Linked DNA regions of Homo sapiens: all the other regions are linked to region 1. The links are chromatin loops, found by intact Hi-C in ENCODE. Cell type or tissue: natural killer cell. All regions are shown on one strand.

The links. Peaks named below come from ENCODE experiments on the same cell type or tissue, not always from the same donor. Only the 100,000 strongest peaks of a DNase experiment are listed, where the experiment ranks them.
Region 2: it touches region 1 in a loop (4-fold over the local background); 3 of 110 quality-filtered maps call a loop at or near these places.
Region 3: it touches region 1 in a loop (9-fold over the local background); 10 of 110 quality-filtered maps call a loop at or near these places.

Annotation. Positions count from the first base shown.
Region 1 is chr6:108,892,709-108,900,708 of GRCh38, reverse strand. It overlaps ARMC2 (armadillo repeat containing 2), which reads right to left. Exons shown (of 18, transcript NM_032131.6): 6 at 6,166-6,242; 7 at 917-1,015. Among named protein-coding and RNA genes, the nearest start is that of ARMC2-AS1, 27 kb to the left of the region's middle. RefSeq lists an enhancer at 2,524-3,723. In natural killer cell, a CTCF peak has its summit at 7,164 (motif pointing right); DNase peaks (open chromatin) are centred at 4,478, 4,898 and 7,148; H3K27ac peaks cover 1,359 bases.
Region 2 is chr6:108,963,188-108,971,187 of GRCh38, reverse strand. It overlaps ARMC2 (armadillo repeat containing 2), which reads right to left. Exons shown (of 18, transcript NM_032131.6): 16 at 6,876-7,008; 17 at 6,048-6,208. Among named protein-coding and RNA genes, the nearest start is that of ARMC2-AS1, 43 kb to the right of the region's middle. In natural killer cell, no CTCF peak of the experiment used is centred here; a DNase peak (open chromatin) is centred at 3,917; H3K27ac peaks cover 505 bases.
Region 3 is chr6:109,056,218-109,064,217 of GRCh38, reverse strand. All of the region lies in intron 1 of SESN1 (sestrin 1), which reads left to right. It also overlaps the pseudogene RNU6-653P. Among named protein-coding and RNA genes, the nearest start is that of SESN1, 35 kb to the left of the region's middle. In natural killer cell, no CTCF peak of the experiment used is centred here; a DNase peak (open chromatin) is centred at 4,267; H3K27ac peaks cover 1,815 bases.

The DNA of each region.
Region 1 (8,000 bases):
CCACATTAACCATGAACACAGCCAAGCACCAATGGGGAGCAGAGGAGGGGTGAGGTCATTTGAACCTTTCAGTAATCAGGTCTTTTGCAGCACATCTCTGTTTGGTTGCTGGGGAGGGTTCATTTACCCTGCTTCTCTTAGAGCATCTTCCTGTGGCTACCAAGCTGGTTTGCTCATCAACAACTCCTAGCAAAGGCTTACTGTGCACTGTGTGCCAGGCCCTGGGCTCTCCCTAGGGCTATGACCACTGCTCCAGAGGAGCCTGGTTAACTTCAGAAAGAGAATCCTTGAGGAGCTAGCTGCAAAGAGGGAGAAAGTGGAGGGCCATCCCATGACACGCTTTCCCTACCCTTGCAGGGACCCATCGATGGTGGGCCTTCACTTCTGGGGCAGTTCAGAGCGCAAGGGTGGGACACATCCCAGGCCATTTCCCATGCTGTGGGTGGCATTCCTGACGGATGTGCTCCCTTCAAGAGAGTAGGACAGATACCAGTTGGACCAAGGAAACCACGGGCACACCTGTCAAGGACGCCAGTTTATGAGACTCAGCTTCCAAGCCTGAAATCTGTTTTAATCTTTTACTTTCTTGAGTATGAAGAGCCACCTGAGAGAGGTTAAACCAGCATTTCCTTGGACAGAGGAAATGCTAATTAATTTATATTACAAAGGGAAGTTTTAGAAATTGGCTCTCTTGGTGCATTTAAAGCATAATCTTACTAAAAATTATGTGTGCATGTAATATTTAACACACACAGGGTAAATAAATAGATGACTTCATTTGTTTTTGAACATGTTCACAGAAATGATAGTGAAAACTTACTAAAAATATCAGGGCAATGGGGAACACATAAATAACTACAGGTATTTTTTAAAAAAAAAACAAAAACGGTTTTTTGTTTGTTTGTTTGTGTTTTACCCTTTTCTAATTCACGCAAAATCGGTACAATCCTTGTATTCCAAAAGACTTCGTCTACTTCTATTTCTGCGTCCTCTTCTTGCAGGTCAGCTTTTGGGACTGCAAAAGAAATCCAGAGCAGGAGAAAAAGCTATGAAAAAGGAGTTGTCATGAAGCATGGTCAAAAGCCTTTACTATTCATCACTACAATTAATAAACTAGAGAATTAAATTACCCTTTGCTCTCCAAGCCTGACTATTTCTCATTAGAACTACAGGTCTTCTAATCAAATTACCCCAAATTAAACTCAGACTGGATAATGTAAAAAATCAGAACTTTAAAATGTGATCTGGTCACTTCATAAAGTAGTAAGCTTTGTAAATACTGATGACTGTCAGTAAGGCAAACAGTTTTGAGTACATTTTTACTTAAACTTATCCCTCTGTAATGTAGAATAGGTAACTATAGATATATAAAGAATAAGGATTTTAAAAATGTGTAATGAAAAATTTTCTAAAAGGGAGACCTAAAATGGACATTTTCTATAGAAATAAAATGTCTACACTAACATGGGGCCAGTAGCATTAATGCCAAGTGATTTTGTGTGGTGTAGCAGAAAAGCCTGGGCCTTCGGGGCTGACAAATCTCAATTCAAATCCCAACTCCACTATGGACATGGTGAGTGATGGGGTCCAGTTTCTTATCCTTCCTGAGTCTCTGTTTCCTCATCAGCAAAACAGAATATTTGCCTTCAAGGGTATAAGAATTAAAAGACATGGTATAGGTAAAGCTCTGAGCTCAGTGCCAAGCCTTTAGCAATATACAGTATATAATTAATTTCATTTCCCTGATTAAACAAGTATACAAACATGTTATCACCCCTGCAGTATCTCATGCCTGTGTGATACTACCAAGCCATCAAGAGTAGATGCTGCCTGTGAATATGGGTTGTAGGGAATAGCAACCATTGACTGTGTACTCTAGATGCAGGAGGCCTCCATTTCATTTTTGCAGTAACACTATGAGGAGGTTCCCAAACTGTCTCCATTTTGCAAGTGAAGAAAGTGGAGCCCAGGTGTATTAAGTTATCTGCCTGGGGTCATATAACTCCCCAGCCTCTGCATTTGACCTCAAAGCTATGCTGACTTGCAGCAAACTAGCCGACTAAAGGGTAACACTGGGGGGAAATGTAACTCATATTAGAAACTGCAAATTATGATTATATTTCACACAGGCAGTATCTCAAGATCTAAAACACTGACTGTAGCTAGAGGTGGCTTTGCTGTGCTGAGGCATTACTGAATAGTCCTGAGATGTATTCCTCAGTCTCTCTTCTCTGAAGACCACCCCTTAAGTCCTTTATCCGGCACTTGGTCTACATCAAGTCAGGGAGTCCATGCCCTCTCGGGGCAGGGTGGACCTGGTACCAATTAAGTGTCCACACAGAAGATGCCTGGACCCTAAAAATGTCACACAAAGAGTTAGAAATCAGGAAGGATCGGAAGGTGAGAGGTTGGAAGAGAGAGAGAGAGAAGAGACAGAGAAAGACAGAGAGACAGAGACAGACAGAGGAGCAAACGGGTATATGGCCCATGTATTTTCAGGTTACTTTGCACAAAGGACAAGTTGAGCAGGGGGCCTATCAATAGCACAGGTTTGGAGTCACCATCTGGGTTTGAATCCTAGCTCTGCCACCTACTAGCTCGTTGACTATGGGCAAATTGCTTTACCTCTCTTCTGTAAAATGGGGTAACAATGGTTATCTCTAAATATTGGGATTAGGATTATTAATTTCTTTTATGCGCTCTTCTGTATTTTCCAATGCCTCTAATGCATTCTTATTATTCTTGAAGAGAAAAATATATACAACACATATTGAATGTGTGTAATACCTTAGTAAATATCCATATTAATATTTTTTAATATTAATATGGATTAAAATAAAATTCTCTGCATCAAGAAATCCAATAAAGTCCCTTGATGATTATCTGTGAAAATAGCAGAGAAATCCATAGATAACACATAATGGCATATATTTAAGAATTCATTTGAATTCAGAGATGTATTTGAATTCTGACATGAATCCTCAAACCATCAAATGGTGCTGATGTCACCCAGGAGAAGCAGGGACGCTGTGCAATCTACCTATCCCACCCAACACACAGGCCTTCCCATTATACTACATGCTAGAAATGGCCACTCCCAGTTGCAGCAAGTCCAGGCTTGCCTTTTATCAACCCTTCCCACTGCCAAGAGCAGCTGAGCCACACAGGGCATCCAAGATCACCTAAGCAGCAAAAGTAAATAGAGGTTGTCAACAAAGCTATTATTAAACATTTGCAGTGCAGTAAATAGCCTTAATAGCAAGGTTTCAGATAATCTATCTAACCCAATGCAAGACTTCACCATCAGATACTAAATTGAATTGTCTTTAGGACAAATTAGTCCACATCAGTACAGATTCACAATCCCTTATCCAAAACCTTTGGAATCAGATGTGGTGTGGGATGCAGGAACATATGGATTTTAGAAAGTCAATATGGTATACACATTGCATATTACGTACCACCCCTGTAGGGTCTTCTGCGGCAGCACCCTGTAGCAAAATATATGAATATTCACAAAACCAAGACTCTAACTGACTTCCCATCAGGCTCAGGGATTCTGGAACTACAGATAGTTTGTAGACTACCATCTCAATCTTTTGGGTCATTGTTTTTATGAATCTGCCTTAACTTTGATAATTTATGGATATGGATTCTAAAAGTAAACATGAATATTCAAGTAATACAAAAAACATACTTGCTCATATTTGTGGATAACTAACCTATTCAAAGTCCAAAGTATATAAAAAATAAAATAAAATCAACATTATCAAGGTAAGTGAAAGCCAGAAAATAAGTCAGGCGAGTTATTTAATTGATACATATTTATAACACACTTAAATTTACTAGAAACCAGACTTTGAGTCCAATAAGTTCAAGTCTGCATTTTTTACCTCCTATGCAATATGCTGCTTAATAGAGAACTTCTATGAGAAACCATGACTATCAACCTGTTTTTCAGGACAAATAAAATGGATAACTTATTCACCCCAGAAAGAGCTGAATTATAGGGGTGAATCAGAAATCACAGAACAATTTATTTAACCCTTACGGGCCCTTCTGAATGTTTCTGAGATTTGCTTCTTCTCAGAACCAAAGTTACTCAGTCACTGGTATGAGGGTTTCCTTCCAACCCTCTCCCAGGAATTTCAAAGGGCACAGTTGTGTCTGGCTACAGCCTTTCCACCTCTTCATTCACGCTGGGCCTCCTCCTGCCTCCATTTTATACACAATCCCTGAGTTACTCTAGAAAATGAAGCATGGAATCATATAATTGCTTTTTAAGATACACACAAACACACAAATAATAATAAGGTTGTTTCAATCTTGGGCAACAATCTAATATTTTAGAAAGCACTTTCATCTAGGTTCACAGTTTGCTAAATATAAACATTATGATTCAACAGGAAATTGGGTAAGTCAAGCAAAAATTTCAGCATGTTTTTGAAGATTTTGCTGTCTCAGTGGTTATAGTTGTTAACCACAGCTTTGAGTTCTGGACACAAAAACCTGACACAATGTTTGGATTGGCTGATGTTTTTAGCACGTAAATGTAAAATCCTTAGCAACTATGCTGGCTCAGAAATTAGTATATCTAAGATTTTCCTGAGTAAAGAAATTCCCAATGACACAGAAGTCATTTTATTGATAAAAAACTAAATTTTGAAGATAAGAATTTTTAAAATCTACTATTTAGTATTGTAAAATCTCATGGGTACAAAAATATATGAAGAATATAACAGACATCAGTGTACCCCACACTAGTTTGGTCAGATATTAACATTTTGCCATATTTTTATCCTTTCCCTTATTTTAAAGAAATGAAACATTACAGATATGTGGCTCCCTGCATCCATTCCCCTCCTCCTCTCCCTCTAGGGGTTACCACCATCCTAAATCCACTGGTTACTATGACTACACTTGACTTCGCATGCTTACCACATGGCTGTGTATCCATAAACAATATATGTCTTTGCTTTTGCAACTTGTTTCATCTCATATTATGTTTGTACTGAATTTACTCAATATTACAATATTACAAAAGCCCATGAGTTCACTTTTGTGACAACTATATTCTATTGCATGAATACATTTTGTATCATTTCTAGACTGTGGTTTATATTGTTATATATTTTCTCAAACACTTTAAAGGCCCAAAGGACGGTCTTAATAAAGTTAATATAGTTTCATTTAAGTGAGCAATTATCTTTTTTTTTTTTTTTTTTTGAGATGAGTCTCGCTCTGTCGCCCAGGCTGGAGTGCAGCGGCGTGGTCTAGACTCACTGCAAACTCCATCTCCTGGGTTCAAGTGATTCTGCTGCCTCAGCCTCCCAAGTAGTTGGGATTACAGGTGCCCCACTCCCTCCCACCATGCGTAGCTAATTTTTGTATTATTATTATTTTTTTTTGGTAGAGATGGGGTTTCATGATGTTGGCCAGGCTGGTCTTGAACTCCTGACCTCAAGTGATCCGCCTGCCTCAGTCTCCCAAAGTGCTGGGATTACAGGCGTGAGCCACCATGCCCAGCCAAGCAATGCCTTGAACTCAAGCTTTGAACCCAAGAACTATGTTAATGTCAAGTTTTGCAACTTTCCAAATGCTTTTACAAAATGATTTCTATAAAACCATTAAGACTGTCATCTAGGCCGGGCGTGGTGGCTCACCCCTGTAATCCCAGCACTTTGGAAGGCTGAGGCAGGCGGATCACGAGGTCAGGAGATTGAGACCATCCTGGCTAAAACAATGAAAGCTCGTCTCTACTAAAAATACAAAAAATTAGCCAGGCGTGGTGGCGGGCGCCTGTAGTCCCAGCTACTCAGGAGGCTGAGGCAGGAGAATGGCATGAACCTGGGAGGTGGAGCTTGCAGTGAGCCGAGATTGCACCACTGCACTCCAGCCTGGGCGACAGAGCAAGACTCCATCTCAAAAAAAAAAAAAAAAAAAAAAAAGACTGTCATCTATAGATGTTTGAGGCATCAGAGTTGGGTAGTGGTAAGATGGTAACATTGTATGAATATAATAAAAATGTATAAAAATAAATGTTGATTTGTGACCAAATTGGACAAACTTCCTTAAGTTTCCAGTGGCCAACATAGATATCTTCAGTGCAAACATCTTTCCTTCAAGTGGAGATGCTGTAGATGAAGGAGTGTGGGGACCCCTCACCTGCTTTGGTTTGCAGCCTGCTCAGGTCTGAGCTACTGGGGCATGATGAGGCCCTCGCATGTCTCTTCCCCTGGTCCCTAGGAGGAATACATAAAACACTCAGCGCAAACATGAAAACACTTCTAATTTTGTAAATGACAAGAGTCTGCTATATACAGTTTCTTATTTATTATTTTGAGATAGGTCTCACTCTGTCATCCAGGCTAGAGAACAGTGGTGCTGTGATCATAGCTCACTGCAGCCTCAAACTCCTTGGCACAAGTGAGCCTCCCACCCCAGGCTCCCGAGTAGCCAGAACTACAGGCACATGCCACTATGCCTGGTTATTTTTAAAAAATATTTTGTAGAGACAGGGTCTCACTATGTTGTCCAGGCTGGTGATTCCTGGTCTCAAGTGATCCTCCTGCCTCAGCCTCCCAAAATGCTAGTATTATAGGAGTGAGCCACTGTGTCCAGCCGATATACAGTTTCTGAAGAAACCATCGAGAATTGTTTAAAAGATGGGGTTTGGTGCTCTATATGTGGGTTTTTTTTGTTTTTGTTTTTGTGTTTTTGAGACGAAGTCTTGCCCTGTTGCTCAGGCTAGAGTGCAGTGGTGCGATCTCAGCTCACTGCAACCTGCCTGAGCCTCCCCAGTAGCTGGGATTACAGGCACATGCCACCATGCCCGGATAATTTTTGTATTTTTAGTAGAGACGGGGGTTTCGCCATGTTGGCCAGGCTGTTCTCAAACTCCTGACCTCAGGCGATCTGCCCGCCTCAGCCTCCCAAAGTGCTGGGATTACAGGCATGGGCCACCACCCCTGGCCTCTATATGCTGCTTTAATTTACCTTTGATTTCCCGGTAAGATTTATCTTTTTAAAACAAGTCATATTTGCCTAACAACATGAAATACAGTTACTAGAAAGAACAAAAAATCCAGTTTACTTTGCAAATCAAAACAAAATTGGTTAAGGATATATACCACAAGGGGTCACTGTTACAATAAGAAAGAACTCTGGGATGCTTGGATTACAAAAGCTTAGCCTTTGGGAGCTGGGAAAGACCTCTGTCTCTTTTTCTCTCTTCCTCCCTTCCCCGATCCCTGCAGATAAAGAAACTGTCCCAGCTGGCCAGATGTGCCCAAGGTCACACAGTAAAGACAGATTTGGAACTTAGGTCTCATAATTTACAAATTTGCTTCTCTTTCCACTACATAAAAATGTGCCCTGATTCCATTTTTAAAATTAAATTAATATTCTCTGACAATATTTATTTTTAGAAATATTTTAAACATTAAAAAACTGAAAATAAATTTGGACAGTCCCCAGATGATAAATATTTTGTATTCCAAATAAAAGAGCAGTGGCTGGCCAACAGCAGGATTACATGCTCAGGTTTTTAAAAAGTTTTATTTAATGTAGAGAACATCTCTGAAGGATACAGCTTCTCTTTAGCCAGAGCTGACACTTAGAAGTACTTACTTTTAAATATGTGCACAAAATTCCAAGGTAAAAAAACACCAGGAAAAGAAGAGTGCAAGTTTTATATCAAAATTTCTTTTTGTCCATCAAATATAATAGTTGCTCCAAAAAACTCACAAAGAAGGCTTATACATGTGATAGTCCCTGTGAACATCTGTATGTGCCCGTGGCTTCTCCTTCCTGTGTAGTGAGCCCCCCAGTGACTATGCCATGTTGCAGCTTAGCCCTTGGCCTTTCCTACCGCCCTGAAGATTAGCTTCTCCAAATACCATTTTTTACTTCATTAACATGTTCCCCCCACCTTTTTTTTTTTTTTTTTTGAGATGGAGTTTCACTCTTGTTGCCCAGGCTGGAGTGCAATGGCGTGATCT
Region 2 (8,000 bases), 70 kb before region 1:
CAATGGTGTGATCTCGGCTCACTGCAACCTTCATGTCCCAGATTCAAGTGATCCTTGTGCCTCAGCCTCCCAAGTAGCTGGGACTACAGGCATGTGCCACCAGACCAGGCTAATTTTTTGTGTTTTTAGTAGAGATGGGGTTTTGCCATGTTGCCCAGGCTGGTCTCGAACTCCTGACCTCAGGTGATCCACCCACCTTGGCCTCCCAAAGTGCTGGGATTACAGGTGTGAGCCACAGCGCCCAGCCAGTGATTTCACATTTCTAGGCCATCTTCCTGCTCACTGTTTTCCAGATTTTCTGAACATTAAATTTTGTTGAAAAGTGAATTCTGCTGTATAAAAATAAAATTCTGTTGTATAGAAAATGAATTCTGTTGTATAGAAAATAAATTCTGGGTACGGTGGCTCACGCCTATAATCCCATCACTTTGGGAGGCTGAGGCAGGTGGATCACCTGAGGTCAGGAGTTCAAGATCAACCTGGCCAACATGATGAAACCCCATCTCTACTAAAAATACAAAAAATTAGCCAGGCATGTGGCGGGCTCCTGTAGTCCCAGCTACTTGGGAGGCTGAGGCAGGAGAATCACTTGAACCCAGGAGGCAGAGAGTGCAGTGAGCCATGATCGTGCCATTGCACTCCAGCCTGGGCGACAGTGAGAGACTCTGTCTCAAAAAAAAAAAAAAAAAAAAAGAAAAGAGAAGAAAAAGAAAAGAAAGAAAGAAAATGCATTCTGTTGCAGAAGCCCTTCTTTCCCAAGCTGCTGGCGGCTGAGCAGTGTGGCCTGGGCATGTCATAGTCCCTTCTTTCTCCTAGGGCTTTGGTTAGATTTAGTGGTTTTAGCAAAATCTCTGTTGGGTGAGTGGCTTTTTAAAATCTAATGTCAAGACCATGTTACTTGTCTTGAGGCCCAGCCTATAGTTAATCCACCCTCAAACCATATTAATTCTAAATTGGGTTAGACAAGATAACAAGAATAGCCAAACAGCTACAGGTAAGAGAAATGAGGTCTAAAGTTTCAAAGTAAACACAGCAACATACATTAAAAGTGCCATATCACATGGGGTATTAAATTTTGGAACTTGTACTGCAAAGAGTAGCAGAGGCTGATTGAGTAAAAATTTAGATCTATGATTCAATTTTTTTTTTTAAGAGACAGAGTCTCATTCTGTCACCCAGGCTGGAATGCAGTGGTGCAATCATAGCTCACTGTAGCCTTGAATTCCTGGGCTCAAGTGATTCTCCCACCTCAGTTTCCTGAGTGGCTAAGACTACAAAACACACACACCCAGCTAATTTTTTCACTTTTAGTAGAGATGGGTCTCACTACGTTGCCCAAGCTGGTCTCAAACTCCTAGCCTCAAGTGATTCTCCCACCTCGTCCTCCCAAAGTGCTGGGATTACAGGCATGAGCCATTGCACTCAGCCTTTGATTAATTCTTTTTAAGATTTGAATCATCATAAGTTAGAAACTGTGCTTCACAGTATTTTGCATCATGACTCTGTATACATATACCTACTTATATATGAATAAACAAATGTTTCACATTATAATACTTGTCTTTACTAAATATAATACATTCTGATATTTTCTTTCTTTGCTACTTCATTTTTTAAAGATGCTGGTCACAACCAACTAAATTGTTTTCCTGACCTGCAGTGTGAAAAGTGCTTATTTAGGTAACCAATCATTCTTAAGCTTTCTTTAGGCACAGCATGCTTCCAAATACTAAAATTTGGGGCAAAGTATTAGAAAGAATTAAAAGACCCTAAAATATAAATATGTATCAATGGTCATTACAACACAATCATCATTAGAAGTTTGTGTCCTGCAGCATCTATAAAAGCTTCCTTTACTCACTACACTATTTCCTAGCTAGCTGTTCAGCAGCAGATGGCTGTTTAAGGGATTTATCATCGCCCTGACCATTCTCTTATAAGGCAAAGTTGTCGAATGTTCTAGAAGCACCTGAAAGCTCTTCAACATAGGTTGATGTGATCCTCCAACTTGAACGTGGGGCCCCGCTCTACCCTTGTCACAAAACCTAAGTGCCCACTGCCACAAAACTTAGGATGAACATACAACAGCCTAGTGTACTTCCCATTTGCAACAATAAACTACACACATGGTCATCAGGTGCCAGCTCCCCACAGAGGGGCTCATGGTAGTCTGGAGTGCTCAGCACACCACTAAGAACTTCAGCATCAACACGCTGCTTATGAGCTCATAAGACATGACTGCAGTATAATGGGAAGTTTCAGACCACGTTCTTTTAAAGCCACTTTCCAGAAAGACTGTCAACATTCCAACGATGTTGAGGGTATATTACTTCTCCTTTTTTTCTAGTCACTCAGCAAGAAAAAGTTAGGTAACTTACATTACTATAGAAATTGCCATACCAGTATTTGCAAAAACAGTGTTCATACTTCAACACAGGCCTTGGTAATTCAACAGCTCATCCTGTTTCCAAAATGGCCTGTTTTTGTTTGTTTGTTTGTTTTAGCTATCTTTGTAAAAGAATTGAAATGCAAGTATACTCTCACCCACATGCCCATTTCACTCGCAGCAGTCCCACTGCCCAGACCCAGCCACGACCCGGTCAGAAGTCAGGGTCTGAGTGCTCATTGCCAAGAGAAAAGCCAGGAGGCAGCACAGCCCACCACCCAGCCCACAAGGCACAGTCCCCATGGTTCGTGAAGAGGAGCTCACGTGAGAAACCTGGGATGCATTGCAGTGGCTTGGCTTCCTGAGTGAGCTGTGTTTATTTGCTGTTATCCATGCCACAGTCCCCCTGCACAAGGTGCAGTGGAGTAAGGGTGTTCTAGGTAACGGAGCGGCTGGAAAACACAAGGCTAGTTGTTTGTTTTCGGATGGGAATTCCTGCCTTTGCTACAGTATGACTTCAGGCAAGCCACTTAACTGTCCTAAAACCTACTTTCCGTATCTGTCACCTAGCTGATGGCCTCAGATCTTTCAAAAATAGAATAAACATGCTTTTAAAAGGATATAGCACTATTGAAACAAAGGTACCACCATTGTTAGCCAATCCACATGCAGCTATCAAGTACCTTCTTTGTATGAGGCAATATCCTTTTCCTAAGGTGGTTCAGTTGCAAAGGGGAAATAAGATAAAACTCACAAAATAATAATACAGGATAATTACAGGACAAGTTACACAATTCATGACTGATTGCTATATAAGAAGTATAGATTTCCTATGACTAGCCTACGACTGTGGGCTTGAGAAGCTACGTGGGAAGGGCCTGCACCTGGCTAGGCAGATTGGGATGGGCAGGCAGGAAATGAAACAGAACATGTGCAAAGGCACAGAGGCGGGAGAAGCACAATCAGAAGCCCAGTTAGGCTATGGAAAAGTTGGGAATGGAGCGCAGTCAGCCCTTCGCATCCACGGGCCACGTATCCACAGGTTCAACCAACCACAGACAGAATATTTGAAACAACAACAATAAAAAGAATACAAATAAAAATCACAGCACGACAACCATTTACATAGCGTTCACACTGTAGGTATTATAAGTAGTCTAGAGATGGTTTAACGTGTGCAGGAAGATGTGTGTAGGTGAAATGCCAATTCTATGTCATTTTATATCAGGCACTTGGGCATCTGTGTTGGTATCTGAGGCAGGCCCTGAAACCAATCCCCCCAGATACCAAGGGGTGACTGTAACAGGCAGCAGGGCCCACTAAAATGAAGTGCCTTCCAGGTACACTGCCCCTGCTGAGAAGCCAGCCATGCCCACACCTCCTTCTGATCCATCTTTATGCCACACGGCCCCGGCCCCGCAGCCCCACCATCCTTGTTATTTATGGCTGATTGCCCCAGGCTTGGGTAACAAAGGAAACCACAGATAGCCTGTCACCCGGTAGCTGCTGCCTATGCGGGAAAGCCCTGGGCCATAGGACAGTGACTCACTGAGCCAATCATATCTTCTCCTGGAGTGGGTGACATAGGAAAGTGCCCTGGCAACAGACAGACACAGGGAGGGCAGCAAGTGGAAGCCTGGAGGTAGCTGAAGCCATGATCTAGAAGGAGCCTAGAGAGAGTAAGTGGGGAGAGAATTCTTTCCCTAACAGCAGACACAACACAGCTGGGTCTCCAGAATGGCAGAGCCCAGGGGGCGGAGCTCATGACGCCCACGGCTGAGGGGTCACTTGGGACTCTGGCTCCTGCCTGCCTCTCTGGGAGGCTTTGAGCAGTATCTTGTTTCCTGGCTTCTTTCTTCTCTGTACACTCTTCCCTTAAGCTCCTTTGCTAACGAGAGCAGGGGCTCTCAATCTTAGCTAATAGACTCACCTGTGGAACTTTGAACACAGATTCTCAGCCTCATCCCAGAGCTTCTGAATCAGAATTCCTAGGGCTGGGGCCAGGAAGGTGTTTTTAGTTTTTTTGGGTTTTAACTCCACAGCTGATTTCAATGCTCTACCACCATCGAGAACTGAATTAAGGCAACCTGAACATGCACTTCTGCTCCCTGCAACCTGAGTCAGTTTAATGCTCATGGAGCCGACTGTGAACCTCAATGATTAAAAAAAAATGCTCACTTTTTTTTCCTTATTGTGTTTTAAAACACATGTACAAAATTATATTTACCTGGAAAAACCAAATTTCACATCAACCTAGCAAACCCAATTATTTCAAACAACTCCTGAGTTCCAGTTTCTGTTTAGTAGCACGGTGTTACAACACTTAAAGAGTTTCCAGAGCACGTCAGCCACCTTCTGAGGACTTGCTATGCAGCAGGCACTGTGTTAGGCTCTTTGTACACATCTGCTCATTTATCACCCTGCAATCTGGACATTAATTATCCTCATCTTGGAGATGATAAAATATCATTTCGGAACGGCTGATAATCTGTGTTTTTAAAAGTTCCACGGGTGAGTCTGCTCTGCAGCCAGGATTGGGAGCCTCTGCTCTGGTTAGTGAAGGAGTGTAAAGGAAAGGTGTCTGTTAAGCTTTCTCAGGTTGCAGAGAAGTTGAGCTCAAAATTTAAAAACTCAGCACCTATGGCTTCCAAGTGACCTTGAGCCTTTCCACATGGCCTCCTGGATCTAGTATGGTGGCTGGGCAGTGATGGGTACATCTCCTCTATTTGGGAAAAAGGATTATTAAAAACACTCACTTACTGACCCAAATCATTGTTTTTAGAATTAACCCAGGAAGAAAAAAATTATCCTAAAATTATAAAAATTTTTTAAATGTAAAAAATGATCCTGGCCAGGCAAGGTGGTTCACACCAGTAATCCCAGCACTTTGGGAGGCTGAGGTGGGAGGATCGCTTGAGCCCAGGAGGTTGACACCAGCCTGGGTAACATAGCAAGACCTCATCGCTACAAAAAAAAAAATTTTTTTTTAATTATCTGGGCATGGTGGTGCGTGTCTGTAGTCCCAGCTACTTGAGAGACAGAGGCAGGAGGATCACTTGAGCCCAGGAGTTTAGAGCTGCAGTGAGCAGTGATCGCACCACTGTATTCCATCCTGGATGACAGAGCAAGACCCTGTCCCAAGAAAAGAAAGAAACAATCTTCTTTCCTTTGATTTGTATCAGTGATTTCCTACCTTTCAAGGATATAAACTCCATTGTAATGCCAAATAGTCTCACAGGCCCTCACCCACATGATAATTAACGTAGCTAATTAAAATGTATAGCTTCATTTAAAAGCATGACTTGAGTAGATTTTAGCCGTATTTTCTCAATTACAATAGTGTCTATTTGCTTTTGAACAACAGAAGTACATTTACGCTGAGGTCTTATATTTATGCACTCTAGAGAAAATGCAAAAAAAAAAAAAAAAAGCCATAGAAGAAATCATGAATGTATCTAATGAGTTGAAAGTCCTTCTGTCCCCACTGTAAATAGCATTCAGCCTTTTCAGTTCCAAATTATAGTAATCTTTAACATACTCTTGTTGCTTATAGAAATATAGTCACCTAAATGCATACTAATATTTATCCGAACAGGTCACAGAAAAAAACTATCTCACACTCTGATAAAACTCACAGACTCATCATAGTCAAGAGTCTTACCTAAAAATGATGAGAGCAAGAGTAAGAGTGTGTTGGTGTCTTCATTTCCAAAACATGACGAAGCATTAGTGATGTTTTCACTGAAGTTCCATAAAGTTTTACAAACCAAGCAGGCCAGCTGCCAATCAGTAGGACCCAAATCTCTTAAACAGTCCACTAACCTGAGTTAATAAAATTCAAATTGAGAAGTTATTAGGTCAGAATCTGTCTTTAATTTTAATATTGTTAGCATAATGATTATCCTTCTGTGATATGTAAGTATAATCCAGTGATCACTTAAAATAATTCCTTATCTATAAATTTAAGTGGTTATAAAGTAGCAATAATCTACTTCTACACCTTTTTTTTTTTGAGACAGAGTCTCACTCTGTTGCCCAGGCTGAAGTGCAGTCGCGCGATCTCGGCTCACCGCAACCTCCACTCACTGCAACCTCTGTATCCCGGATTCAAGCGATTCTCCTGCCTCAGCCTCCTGAATAGCTGGGATTACAGGCGTGTGCCACAACGCCTGGCTAATTTTTGTCTTTTTAGTAGAGACAGGGTTTCACCATGTTGGCCAGGCTGCTCTCGAACTCCTGGCCTCAAGTGATCTGCCCACCTCGGCCTCCCAAAATGCTGGGATTACAGGTGCGAGCCACCACACCTGGCCTACTTCTGCACTATTTTAAGTATCCAGTGGAATCTAAACCCCCTCTTTAGCCTCAGCTTAGGGGCTTCCCAATGTTGAAATACCTTTGCCCCACAGGAATGATGAAAGGGCCAAAGCTCCCAAGAAAATGATGTCCTTCAAATCCTGAGAGAGTCAGTACTCTACGCCCTGAAACTTACTTTTTAATGCCACCTCCTTCTTTCAAGATGACACGCTTGTCTTTATCCACAGTGAGATTGAGGAGAACACCACAGGCAGAAAAGCAGATATCCTGATGCTGAGCATCCAGCAGCGCCATCATGAACCTGTGGACTACGAGGGAAGAGAGCAAATGCAGACCAGTAAAAGTTCAGGATTCCCAGCTGTCTCTTGTTTTACAGATGGTATGGGGAAACGGGGAGTGGCTTGCAAACCCAGAACCCCTGTTAAGGGACTTAACTCATTCTTCCTAAGGCTTTATCCATCACACAGCAGTGGGTTCCCCAATACCCACCACTCCCAGAGTTGGCTCCCCCAATCGACAGATACTGCAAAACCTGACCCAGGCAGCAGCTGCTTCTCCACGGCAGTGAAAGAGTCCCAGCTGGTGGAAAGGAGGGAGCACAGGTGACACTCATCTAACTTCCAGTTATTCTCAAGGGTGTTCCTAAACCTCCAGCAGCAACTGTCTGTCTTTAAATACACAGTCCTGGAGAGGGGAGTTGGCTCCTGGTGGGATCATTCCTGAAGTCTCCCAGGGCCATGTGTAAGACTCAGACTGCTAAAAACCAACCTGGGGCAAGGCAGGCCTTCCAGTGTAGGGACATCTCAAGGCAGGACAGGCTCCTGCCTCAGGAGAATCATTTTCCCTTACTCCTAGGAAATGGAACTGGGAACTGTTTGTCCTGTTTTCTCATCCCTCAGCAGACGCTGAGCAAAGGGTTGGGGAAGAGTGAGTAAAGTGTGCATTCTGCCTCCTCCCACAGTACGTGCACCTGAGAGGGGCTGCCCTGTTCTAGCCCCGGCCCTGTTAACTGGGTTGGGCAGTAAGCTTGACAGAGGCAACATCACGTACATATGTGCTCTTAAGAGGCTAAATAGTGCCCAGCAAAATGTGCAGTTATCTGCAGGTAGTGAGAGGATGGGGCATGGTTTGCTGCTGCTGCTTTTTGTATCTGTATTATTGAAATTTTCCATTACGAACATGGAGAGTTATGTTTTTAAAATTATTGTTACATGAAATATTTGAGACATACAAAGAGTCAAAGTATACTAATATTTGAGACATACAAAAATATTTGAGACATACAAAGGGTATAAACATG
Region 3 (8,000 bases), 160 kb before region 1:
GATCATATGGCCTGTAGGAAAAAAAGGGGGCAGTGGGGGAAATTCTAGAAGTTGACAGATATCAATCAAGCCAGTTTAGTGACAAGGCTAAATACTAGTTTACTAAGATTCTAAGACTATTTCATGATGATTTTACCGTTCATTGTTAATTTCCATGTCATGAATTTCAGTTCTTTAGATCCAAAATTGTATACATGGCTCAATTTTATTTTTTCTATTTAATGCAGCATTGATATGGGTAAAGTAAAAGGCTACAAGTTGGGGTAAAATAAATGAAAATCTAATTTTTTTTTTAGTTTTTTTTTGGCTTTTTTCTTTTTTTTTTAAAGGATAACTATTTTCAGACATTTTTGGGTACCAGACAACTTGTAGAAGGTATTTTTCTTCTTTTGAAATGTGTTAACTTCACAATATGTAATGAATAGCTTTATATGTAAATGGTTAAAACTCCCCTGGTGACGAATTTATAGATTGAGTAGAAAGACAATCAGATTAAAAGATGGTAGCACAAGACGTATCTGAATCAAAGTATCATCAAAAGCTTAAAAGCAAAAGGATCAGCAAGGGTACATAGGAAAATGCAAAGGGGAAACAGCAGTAATCACAGCATTAATCTCAGAGAAGACCTCAGGATTCAAGGATTAGGCAAAACTCATCTTCTGGCAAGATAGTGAGTTCTCAGTTGGGATGAGCAGACAGTTCCCCAACTGTGGTTCCCTAAATTTTGATTGCTCTGTCTCCATGAACATTTCCACATCATCTCTATCCCCTCTGGTCCCATCACTGTAATTGAGTTGCCTACTGGGTATGGCTCATGGAAAATTTGGGGCAAGTCATTGGTCTATGCAGCCTACTGGCCTTCCCCCCAACCCCCTGCCCAAGGGCAGGCTTCCTCTCTTTTCTCGTGTGCTCCCTCCCACCACCCCACCCTCCTACTTATTTCTCTTCAAACAGTTATACCTGAGCCTATGTTGGCAGTTTCCCTCTCCTCTTCTATCTAATATAGAGGTGTGTCTCTACCCTGGCTGACAGACATATTCATGCTCCCCTCTCAGGCCAGAAGCCTGCCCGACCTCTACAGGGTGACTCCTGGGACTCAGACAGGGCAGTGACCAAGGGCTGTTTCTCTCTGCAGGAAGGCTCTATAACCCATTCGTTTGGTATACTTTCAGACATCTCGTTCTCCCTGAGACCAACTATGAAGTGTGTTTCAAACTTTGCAGATGCAGTTGTATATTTACCTTCATACAGCAGTCCCACCTTATCTATGGTTTCACTTTCCTCACTTTCACTTACCAACAGTACAGTATAATGAGGTATTTTGAGAGAGAGAGAGACCACATTCACATAATCTTTATTATAGTATATTACTATAATTATTCTATTTTATTGTTACTTAGTGTTTTTAATTTCTTACTGGGCCTAATTTCTAAATTAAACTTTATCATAGCTATGTATGTATAAGAGAAAACATAGTACATAGGGGGTTCAGTACTACCTGTGGTTTCACACATTTATGGGGGTCTTGGAATGTGTACCCCACAGATACCAGGGGACTACTGTGTATGAATTCATGTTTTAATACAGCTATTTCTGTGTCTCTCTCTTTCACACGCACACACCATCTTAAAATTTTTATATATGACTTCTCATAGTGTTTTCGTTAAAGATAAATGTTTTTACATGGCCTCACATAATTTATCATCCAAACTGGGACACTGTGAGAGAAGGGATTACACCAAGTCAACAGGAGTAAGCCAAATTGAATAGTCAGCCTCCCTGCAAGGCCCTCCATGGTGTGGCTGCTGACCTTGGCAGCCTCATCTTGCAATGTGCTCTTCCTCGCTCTGTGCGCCTCAGACTCACAGGCCCTCTTTGCTTACTGCTTACTTTTGCTCAAAAGCCTTTGACATGCTTTCTCCTCTACCTGGACAGAGCTTTGCCTCTGCTCTCTTATTCACCTAATAAACTCCCCTTGTTCATTTTTCGGATTTCTCTCAATTCTGACTTCCTCAAGAATGCCTTCCAGGCTGGGCATGGTGGCTCATGCCTGTAGTCCCAGCTACCTGGGAGGCTGAGGCAGGAGGATGGCTTGAGACTAGGAGTTCAAGGCTGCAGTGAGCCGTGACTGTACCACTGCACTCCAATCTGGGTGACAGAGTAAGACCCTGTCTCTTAAAAAGAAAGCCTTCTAGGGCTTCCCTAACTTGATCCATTCTCTCTCATTATTCCTCAGAGCACCATCTTTTATCACGTTTAGATAATTCTTGGATTAATTTCTGTCCTCCACTAAAGTGAGGTTTAATGTGGGTAGAGACCATATCAGGGTTTTCTCATCATTTATTTTTTCATCACTCATTAGGCACATAGTAAAAACTAAATAAATATTTGTTAGATTAATTAATTTTTTTTTTGAGACAGGATCTCGCTCTGTTGCCCAGGCTGGAGTGCAGTGGTGCGCTCTCAGTTCACTGCAACCTCTGCCTCCTGGGCTCAAGCCATCTTCCCACCTCAGCCTCCTGAGGAGCTAAGACTACAGGTGTGTGCTACCATGCCTGGCTAATTTTTGTATTTTTAGTAGAGACAGGGTTTCACCATGTTGCCCAGGCTGGTCGCGAACTCCTGACCTCAAGCAGTCCACCCACTTCCATCTCCCAGAGTGCTGGGATAACAGGTATGAGCCACCTCACCCAGCAGGTTAATTAATTTAAAAGAGGAAGATGAAGATCAAGTTTATTGCATATCCCAAAATATTTAGGTAGAATTAATTCTGATACATCCCCTTTAATTTTTGTTTAAAATACATGGTACATTTTTAAATTATAACTGAAAGTGTTCAAAATTTAAAATTTTTATTTTACATGTTATACACAAATAGAAAATTTCTAAACATTAAATTTGTTGAAAAAAATTTTTTGGTCAAGGCTGTTTTTTTCTTAGATCGCATGCCTGTCTATTATTTAGGTTTAATACATGGAATCAGATGTGGTTTCACAGATATGTATATTAGTACATTGTTCTTTTTTCCTAAGGGAAATATAAAATTAAGAGTAACTTATTGTTGCTTTAATTTTAGATTATGTACATTTTAAAGTCAGATATACAACTGAGTTATGAATAATATGTGTGAGATATTTCAAAAAGTAAAATGCATTTTTAAAGAAATTGTTACCTTTCTGAGTAGCAATTTAATCATAAATTAAATCAGGGTTCATATACATGTATTGATTTAACCATTTAAATGTATTTGATTTGAAATTGGTCTGTCCTGATGCAAGGATTCAGAGGGGAGAATAGAAAGAGCAGTGGATACTTTTCCTGGAGACATTGAAAGTTGCCTGGCATAAATTTAACACAGAGAGAAGGAAGATTATGTCATTATTCCTGATTCCCTTGGTCATTCGTCTTGTGGAGAACAATTGCTACATTCCAGTAACAAGTTTTCTGAGGCTTACTAATAGCTCCATGACATATTAAGTACTGATCTCATTTAATTATAATTTCAGTGAGATTAAATTATTCTATGTAGTTAAAGTAGAATCGAGCATCCTACAGATGCTGCACTAATTATAGTTATTGATGGCCTACTTTTTCTGACCTAAAAAGGTAAATGAGGGAGGGAATTGTCTTTGCCTTTGAGGAATTTTCCCTCTAAAATAGATTAGTTCACTGTCATTGCTGTTTATTTTCACCTAACACTTTTCTAGAATCTTCATAAAACTGCACAGTACTGAACTAATCAATAGAAAAGGCAGATGAATATTCTCCCAAAGGAAAAAAGGCTTGGCAGGTCAAATCAAGCATGTCAGATCTCTCTTGCCACTCCCAATTAGAAATTGTAAAGTTTTATAAACAGGTGCTTTAAGCAAAAGATGGGATCTGTGGATCAGGAATACATACACAAGACACTAATTTTAAAAGCTATTACATTTCTTAAAATACTTATCTAAAAATTCTCCTTTTAAATTTTTTAGAATCTATTCTAGAAAAAAAACTCAACAAATTATCCTTTGTTAATGTTTTATTTAGTGGTGTGGCTTTTTCCACAGATTAGATTGTTTACTCCTTAATATAAATGTGTGTGTGTGTGTGTGTACGTGTGTGTACACATGTGTTTGTCTTTTTTGTTGTTTGTTATTGTTTATTAATGTGTGATTAACAGAGGCCTAGCTTTGGTGCTTTCAGGCTGAGAACTAAAGGGATGATTTGTAGAAAACTAAAGTAGGTCAAAGAATACCATGGTGTAGCAAAGGGGAAGTCCCTGTGTTTAGTCACATTGTTTTGCCTCTGGTGGAGTTCACTTTCATTGTTATAGTCTAGGCCTGTCTTCCTGTGAGTGGAAGAAATCGTCAAATTGCAGAAAAGTCTCGGGAATATTATCATAAGTAACTTTTTAAAACAATATGTTATTGTAAGTTATTGGAAGGGCCGGTAGGGGCAGCAAAGGAAAAATAAAAAGTAGAACTGAATTTATCCCTAAATTAATTTCACAGATCAAAAGCAAAAATATGCATGAATATGACACCTTCTCTAAGTATGATGTAAGGAGTACTGTGTGGGTCTCTGTGGGATGGGAACTAGCATTTCAAATTTTGCCCGCCTTGTGCTTGCTTCAGCAGCACATATGCCAAAGTTGGAATGATACAGAGAAAATTAGCATGCCCCTGCACAAGAATGACATGCAAATTTGTAAAGCGTTCCATATTTTAAAAATAAAAATACAAACAAAATTTTGCCCTCTTATTCTGCTTTTTTATATATAGCCATTATGGAAGTGACCATGTTTCGAAATCAAGGAGCTGTTCCAGGCTTTAGCAATCCATGTCATGTTAGTTCTGAAAATATGCAACTGAATAAACATTAAAAGCACACCTACTGATCGTTGCAGTAGCAACTATCACACTTTTATGAAACACCATTTTGTGTCTGCTTGGCTATGATTAAGCAGTACTATTAGAATCCAGGAATGTACTCTGGCTAGCTTCAAAGATCTTAGACTGTTTTTTACATCTCAAAGTTAAAATGAATTTCTCTTAAAATTAAATTTTAAGAAATAGCTTCCTCAGGTTGGTTAAATGTTAAGAAGTTATCTGTAAATTATGTGTGTGTGTGTGTGTGTGTATGAAGTGATATATATGGAGTTACATAAATTTTGAAAAACTTCGTTTTAAATTTGGTGTTTCCTCAAATATAGTATACTTGATATTTTGGATTATGTTTTCTCTTACAGCAGAAGGTTTATTCTCTGACTAAATTTCCTTTCTTTAGGTACCCCCCTACCCACCCACCCTTTATAAGGGCAAGACACCTATGAGAATATTAAGCCTTTTAGCTCAGAGTTTTACTGAAGTTATTTTCTATTCTTGTATTTGCCAAGAATTGCTGACAACTTAAAAAACTATCATACGAGTGAAAACCAGTTGCCTAGATTGTTTGATGATTTTGGTCAAGTGTGGATCGGGATTTCCTGTCATTTTTCTTCCTCTTCTGGGGCTGCATTGCTTCTATCTCTCAGCAATTGTACACTTGGAAAGAAAAAACAAAAGAAGGTCACTAGATCTGAATTACTTTTACTTCTGTGCCAAATGAAACTTTCCTTCTGTTACGTGTTACAATGTTTGGCATCTTTTGGCATCTAGAGAGAGATAAGCAGTTAGGAGGACAATGTGGGATCTGTACAGTCACGCATCACCTAATGATGGACATATGTTCTGAGAAATGTCATCAGGCAATTTTGTCCTTGGGCAAACATCACAGAGTGTACTTACACAAACCTAGATGGTATAGCCTACTGCACACGTAGGCTATATGGTATAACCTAGTGTTCCTAGGCTACAAACCTGTATAGCATGTTACTATACTGAGTACACACTGGCAGTTGTAACACAATGGTAATTATTTGTATATCTAAATATATCTAAGCCTGGGCAACATGGTAAAACCCCATCTCTACAAAAATACAAAAATTAGTCCTGTGTGGTGGTGTGTGCCTGTAGGTCCAGCTACTTGGGAGGCTGAGGTGGGAGGATCACTTGAACTCAGGAGGTCAAGGCTGCGGTGAGCCGTGATCGTACCACTCCACTCCAGCCTAGGCAACAGAGCGAGGCCCTGCCTCAAAAAGTTAATTAATTAATTAATTAATATATCTAAACATAGGAAAGGTATAGTAAAAAAAAAAAAGTTACTGTACAATATTAGGGGACCCTGTTGTATATGCAGTACATCATTGACTGAAACATCATTATGTGTTACATGATTGAACCTCATCTAGAGACAGCCAGTTCCTTCTCTTGGGCTGAAACATGTTCCTGGAATTCATATGATAAAGCAGGTTATCATCAAGAGAAACTCATTTTCCTATGGATTATATGATCCAGCAGCTTAGAATACATTTCTGAATTCTTTGTGTTTTGGGGTGTAGCTGAATGAAGTTTTTAGTATGTCAAAGGGAGACATGTTTTAAGAAGTAGGCATTCTACTGAAAGTATTGTAATTGCTTGCTGAATGAAGGGGATAATCCTTGCCACTGCCTTTAAATACTAGGAGTTCCTGCAGGACAGCCTGAATATTTTTTCTGGATCATTAAATGAACAACTGGGTTCCAGAAGATAAGAGAAGTATGAACTTCTGAGCAGAGGTAGATCCTTGAATAAGAGGAACCTTTCTTTAGAAACAGTAATTGAATTTTGGGAATTGTTGAGTATGTCAGTCTGGAATGTGTTTGGCTGCAAATAACAAAAAAACCCTACTATGTAGTATAAACAGATAGGGGTCTGCCTCCACAAGAAGTCTTAATTAGGCAGTCCAGAGCCGGTGTGATGTTCAACTACATTAATAAAAGCCCTCTGCCATCCTTAGAATGTGATTTGTATCAAGGTTGTAAAAAGTCTGTTGTACCTTCACGTATCAATCACTATATTTCTGGCATCTATTGTTGTGTAACAAAATTACCCTAAAACATATCAGATTAAAACAATAAATATTAATTATCTCACATAGTTTCTGAGGGTTGAAAATTCAGGAATGGCTTAGCTGGGAGGTTCTGGCTCAGGGTCCCTTATGAGGTTGCAGTCAAGATACCAGCTGGAGCTGCAGTCCTCTGAAGGCTTGTTTGAGCTGGAGATCTCCTTTCTAAACTAACTCACATGACTGTCAGCAGGAGAATTCAGTTCCTTACCATAGGGATCTCTCTACAGGGTTCAAGGCATGGCAGTGGACTTCTCTCAGAGCAAATGATCTGGGAGAGTGGGGAGGGTCTAGAGTGTGTGTGTCAGGGGAGGGAGAGGACAGATGGAGATAAGAACAAGATGGAAGTTGCAATGTCTTTTATAACCTAATCTTGGAAGTGAGCTATCACTCCTGCCATATTCTGTGGTCACAGAACCCTGATACAGTATGGGAAGGGACTATACAGGATGTAGTCCCTTCAGGAGGGAGGCATCACTGGGAGCCATCTTGTAAGCTGCCTCCTACACATCACAAATATGTACTACACAGTGAGAAGGAAAGGAAAGAGACAGTGCTAGCAGACTTCTGTTTGTATCTCATTGGTGATAACTGTGTAACATAGCTTCTCAAGGGAGGCTGGGAAGTCAAATGTTTAACTTTCATAGCCTCTGTAGTAGAGACAGGCAGAAGGAAGTTGGAAATGGAACTTGGGTTAGCCTACTGTCCATTTTCTGCCACTACCAGGGCATTTGATGACAGTGACTACTTTTAATTTGCCTGTATTGCCTGTTCGTAGAGTTAATGATGCATCTTCTAGGAGATTAGGAGTAGCCCAGAAAATTGCTTTTTGTTGTTGTTGTTTTTCCAAGACAAAGTCTTGCTCTGTCACCCAGGCTGGAGTGCAGTGGCACGATTATGGCTCACAGCAGCCTCAACCTCCTAGGCACAGGTTATCCTCCTGTCTCAGCCTCCCAAGTAGCTGGGAAAGGTGTACGCTACCATGCCTCGCTAATTTTTAAATTATTTGTAAAGATGAGGTCTCCCTATGTTGC